2 separate regions of the Homo sapiens genome follow, and region 2 is linked to region 1. A link is an interaction called in ENCODE POLR2A ChIA-PET data of the cell type or tissue named here. Cell type or tissue: GM12878. All regions are shown on one strand. Each heading gives the region's core, and the rest is flanking DNA. Links, peaks and the distances in the headings are about the cores only.

What was found. Peaks named below come from ENCODE experiments on the same cell type or tissue, not always from the same donor. Only the 100,000 strongest peaks of a DNase experiment are listed, where the experiment ranks them.
Region 2: POLR2A ChIA-PET joins it to region 1 with 7 read pairs; 3 of 35 experiments call an interaction of 5 or more read pairs at or near these places.

Annotation. Positions count from the first base shown.
Region 1 is chr6:25,994,238-25,997,037 of GRCh38, forward strand. The region is part of intron 1 of LINC02980 (long intergenic non-protein coding RNA 2980); the gene reads left to right. Among named protein-coding and RNA genes, the nearest start is that of LINC02980, 3.0 kb to the left of the region's middle. In GM12878, for the core only: no CTCF peak of the experiment used is centred there; a DNase peak (open chromatin) is centred at 1,472; H3K27ac peaks cover 909 bases.
Region 2 is chr6:26,182,413-26,185,212 of GRCh38, forward strand. It overlaps H2BC6 (H2B clustered histone 6), which reads left to right and starts at 1,349. Exons shown (of 1, transcript NM_003523.3): 1 at 1,349-1,818. The coding sequence starts at 1,384. The coding sequence ends at 1,764. RefSeq lists enhancers at 383-1,112, 972-1,161, 1,612-1,671. In GM12878, for the core only: no CTCF peak of the experiment used is centred there; a DNase peak (open chromatin) is centred at 1,319; H3K4me3 peaks cover 1,326 bases; H3K27ac peaks cover 1,829 bases.

The sequences.
Region 1 (2,800 bases), core at 281-2,780:
GGAGTGGGATGAGGGGCTAGTGGGATCCAGAAAGGGGCTAGTCTTCAGGTCTTCCCTGGAGAGTATGTAATCTCTTATAACTAAGTGTTGATTTTTGTTTTGTTTGTACCTTCTTTAGATATTGAAGTATTCGCTAAGGCTTAACATGTAATATATTTAAATCTTCATATGAATACGTTTATCTGATAGATTTTGGTGAGACATAAACTATGAAACAAACAGAAAGATGGAACATGAGAAAGGGTCAAGGGTGGCCTTGGTTAGGGATGGCAGCTTTTACAACTATGAGCTAAGATAAAATTTAGAAGGTTTTCTTTTTATTTTAATTAATCATACCACTATTTTTCTCCTTTAATTTCCATATATAATGAGTTGATTGTAGTATTTTTATTGTGCTTAACTATTTTAAGATAATAGTTGTCTCTCCTCATTTTAGCAAATAATATATTTAATGAAAAATCAACTTTATTGAGGAATAATTTATACACAGTAAAATACACCTGTATTAATTATACAATTTGATGCGTTTTATATACCCAAACAGTTACTACTGTAATCAAGTTACAGAACACTTCCGTCAACCTAGATAGTTTCCATTTGTAGTATCACCTGTGCCGCCTCTTCCATCCTCTTGGCCCCAGGCAGCCACTGATGTACTTTCCATAATTACAGCTTAGTTTTCCCATTCCTAAAATTTCATATGAATGGAATTTATATCATATGTATTTTTTATTTTCCTTCACATTTTTGAGATTCATCCATTTTGTGTATATATCAGTAGTTTATTCCCTTTTATTGCTTTATAATATTCCAAGATATAGATATATTGCAATTTTTTTTTTTTTTGAGATGGAGTTTCCATCTTGTTGCCCAGGCTGAAGTGCAATGGCATGGTCTTGGCTCACTGCAACCTCCGCCTCTTCGGTTCAAGTGATTCTCTTGCCTCAGCCTTCCGAGTAGCTGGGATTACAGGCGCCCGTGACCATGCCCAGCTAATTTTTTAGTAGAGATGGGGTTTCACCATGTTGGATGGGCTGGTCTCAAACTCCTGATCTCAGGTGATCCGTACATCTTGGCCTCCCAAAGTTCTGGGATTACAGGCATGAACCACTGCGTCTGGCCGATATATTACAATTTATTTACCCATTCACCTGTTGATGGACACGTGGGTTGTTTCCAGTTTATAGCATTGTGAAACAAAGCCAGTATGAACATTTGTACATGTCATAGTATGGACATGTGTTCATTTATCTGGGAGAAATGACCCAGAAATATTGCTGGGCTGTATAAGTGTTTAATTTTATGTTAGAAACAGCCAAACTTTTTTCAAAGTAGTTGTAACATTGTCCTCTTACATTCACAATATATGAGAGTAGTTTCCTCCACACCCTTGCTCACCCTGGGGATTGTCAGTCCTTTTAACATTAGCTATTCTGTTGAATGTGAAGTATCTCATTGTGGTTTTGACTTGCATTTCCCTAGTAACTAATGATGTTTAAAATCTTTTCATGTGCATACTGGCCATTTGTATGTTTTCTTTTGTGAAATGTCTGTTGAAAACTTTTACTCTTTGTTTTGGCTTGTCATCTTACTAAGTTATAAGGTTCCTTATATTTTCCAGGTGCGAGTCCTTTGTCAGATACATGTATTATAAATATTTTCTCTCAGCCTGTGATTTTTCTTTTTCTTTTCTATTTATTTATTTATTTATTTATTTTTTAGGAAGAGTCTCACTTTGTCACCCAGGCTGGAGTGCAGTGGCACCATCTTGGCTCACTGCAACCTGTAGCTCCCGGGTTCCAGTGATTCTCATGCCTCAGCCTCCTGCTTTTCATTTTATAATGTTTTTTGAAAAGCAAATTTTCACTTTTGATGAAATTTATCATTTTGTTATTTATGTTTTATAAACTATAAACCTGTTGTTTTGTTTTAAAGAAATCTTTGCTAATCCTAGGGTGTTGATGATTTTCTCCTATTTTTTAAAGAAGTTTTATAATTTTAGCTTTTACATTTAAGTCTATGGTCTATTTTGAGTTAATTTTTGCATAAAGTTTGAGGTAAGGCTCCTGCTCCTCTCCCCCACACCGGATGTCTACTTGTTCAAGAAACATTTACTGAAAAGACGATTTTTTTACTTATTAAATAGCCTTGACACCTTTGTCAAAACCAGTTGTCCATAGATGTGTGAATCTATTTCTGGGTTCTCTGTTTTGTTTCACTGATCTTTGTGTCTAACCTTATACCAATTCATTCTGAAATACTTTCCAGATTACTATAGCATTTTAATAAAATTTTGATTGAATAGTTTAAGCCCTCGGACTTTTTTCCTTTTAAGTATATCAACTTGGAGAGGATTGATTCATATTTGTGTTTCATTTTTTCATTTTTCAAAATTATGTTTCAAATTGACATAATAATTATATGTATATATGGGGTGCATAGTGATGTTCTTTTTTTAAAAAATATTTATTTATGTATTTATTTATTTTTGAAACAGAGCCTTGCTCTGTTACCCAGGCTGGAGTGCAGTGGCGCGATTTCGGCTCACTGCAACCTCCGCCTCCTGGGTTCAAGCAATTCTCTTGCCTCAGCCTCCTGAGTAGCTGGGATTACAGGCACATGCCACCACGCCTGGCTGATTTTTGTATTTTTAGTAGGGATGGAGTTTCACTATGTTGGCCAGACTGGTCTCTAACTCCTGACCTCAAGTGATCTGCTTACCTTGGCCTCCCAAAGTGCTGGGATTACAGGTGTGAGCCACTGCGCCCAGCCCATAGTGTTATTTTTATACATACTGTGT
Region 2 (2,800 bases), core at 139-2,638, 190 kb after region 1:
AGCGATTCTCCTGCCTCAGCCTCCCAAGTAGTTGGGATGACAGGCGTGTGCCACCCTACTCAGCTAAGTTTTTGTATTTAGTAGAGACGGGGTTTCACCATGTTGGTCAGGCTGGTCTCGAACTCCTGCCCTCAGGTGATCCACCCGCCTCGGCCTCCCAAAGTGCTGGGATTACAGGCTTGCGCCACTGCGCCCGGCCCAAGATTTTTTGATTAAATAAATACAAATAAAGCACATTAGCTATTATTCTGAACACTGCTACATTAGCTACATTGAAAATTAAAAAAGATGTTAAACAGATTTTAAGGTTTTCTCGTCATCACTGAAGTGAGAAAAACAAATTATTTTGTGAAACAAAGATAAGACACAATAAATTCAGAGTACACTTTTGTTAGATGCTAACCCACAGAGCGGAATACTTTTTGCGCAGCACCTTCATTCCTGGAGACTTAGGGCCCGGGAAATGGGAATGGTGGCAGGAGAGGAGAAGGGCTAGGGGGCTGGGGAGCGTGGGGTGAAGGAGTGGGGGCTTAAAAAGGACAGTCAAATTTAGGAAGAACAGTTTCTTAAACTGAAGTTAGCTAAGCAGCGGGCTTCAGCCAAAGATAATAATACTAACTTGAAAGTAAAGCTGTTTGTTAAATAGGCTTTCATTTTAATTTTTTAAAAAATATTTTCACTAGTTAGACGGAATATTTATTTCTGATCCTCGTTGTAGGGCTAAACTAGGTGTGACTTGCTTTTCCATTAAGGACTGTAGCCATTTTGGCTAAGAAAGTCTTTCCTGTCTTAGCTCTCTTCAAGAGATGCTATTTACTTTTTTGTTGTTGTTTTCTCCGGAGCTTTATTGCCTACCCTTTATTTTCACGATGTGTTTGTGCATTCTGTAAAAAGTGGGAAACACTGTTCTCCGGATTGTGTGGGTGATCGCCGGTCGCCTAGCTTGCCGTTCTTCAGGTATCTCCTGCTGCTCCAGAATCTACATCTGAATGTCAAGGCATAGCTTTTCCAGGAGCTTTTAAACCGACCTTTCAATTCGAAGACGTAACTGCGCCAGGAGCTTTGTCTCCCTGGCATATAAAAGCATAGAAGAGAGCAACTTCTGGTTTTTAAAATAAGTAAACTAATCTGAATTGTTTGCAATGGTAGGAACTTGTTATATAAAATGTTAATTAGGTGGCCCGTGCTCGAAAACTGCTCTCAGGATATGACCAATGGGAGAGTAGACCTAAGCTCCTTCATTTGCATGCAGACTTCACGACAAAATAACGAATCAGAGTTGGAGAAACTAAATCTTCATTTACATAACATTGTCTACAAATTCCGAGGATCAGGAGATGTAGATTTCATTTTCTTTCCTAACTGCAGAACAGCAAAGATAGCATGCCTGAGCCAGCGAAATCCGCTCCCGCCCCGAAGAAGGGCTCCAAGAAGGCCGTGACCAAGGCGCAGAAGAAGGACGGCAAGAAGCGCAAGCGCAGCCGCAAGGAGAGCTACTCCGTATACGTGTACAAGGTGCTGAAACAGGTCCACCCCGACACCGGCATCTCCTCTAAAGCCATGGGGATCATGAATTCCTTTGTCAACGACATCTTCGAGCGCATCGCCGGCGAGGCTTCCCGCCTGGCGCATTACAACAAGCGCTCGACCATCACCTCCAGGGAGATCCAGACGGCCGTGCGCCTGCTGCTTCCCGGGGAGCTGGCCAAGCACGCTGTGTCAGAGGGCACCAAGGCCGTTACCAAGTACACCAGCTCCAAGTAAACTTGTCCCTGCAACTGCCTTAGTAAACCCAAAGGCTCTTTTCAGAGCCACTCACCTTTTCACAATTGGAGCTATATACTGACATGTGAAGATACTAGAAACTCCTGCAGCTGAAATAGGCATGTTTTTAAAACTTAAAATGGCACTCACTGTCTGGGCTGGTGGCTTTATGAAACTCTGGTTTCCGTGTTTTATGAGGTATCACTCGATAGTACCTAAGAGGCAATAGTAATTTCATAGTTTTGCTCTACGAAGAGAAACTTCGTTTCTCAAGAGTCCTTAAAAATACGGGTTTTACCAAAGAAGCCCATATTATGGGGGGCTGGAGCGGGGGTGGGGAAGGAGGAGAGGAGACTGCTGCTTTCAAGTAGTTCTTAATGTTGAATTTGCTTTTTTCCTTTCCTCAATTACTTCAAAAAGGTCTTAATTTGGATTTTTATTTTAGGTTCTAAAGGAAAAAATAAAACCCTCTTCCCTCTACCGCCTCACCTGTCTGGTTTCACCAATTAGACTTGAACAATTCTCAGTGTGCAACCACACTCGCGCTCGCACACAAACACATACACACATTGTTCATTGATCGACAATCCCCATCTCATCTTTATCATGTTCTTAGAGAAGTTGGGTCTCCATTGTTAAGGATTCTCCTAATCACAAAAACTGACTATATACCTATCCCCAATCCAATCATTAATAAGGGGCATGTGATCTTTAGGATAGGTGTAGTCAAATTAATCAGATCCCTGAGGCTAGAAGGAACTCTGCCTTCTCTGGAGAACAAGTCAGGGAACAAAGAAAGTTGTATTAGGAAGAAAGGAGGGAAAATGACTTTTGGGGAGGAGGCATCTGCACTGCCTGATACAAGCAGCTTCCAGGCGAAGGTGGATGGAAGGAATATCCAGTAGGTTGAAAATGGATAGTCATTCCTTCATATTCAAGTGCCAAGCAGTGAATTTTGTACTGAGGACTTCTGCACTGAGAATAGTGGTTCTCAGACTTCAGTGTGCATCAGAATCACCTGGAGAGCTTGTTAAAG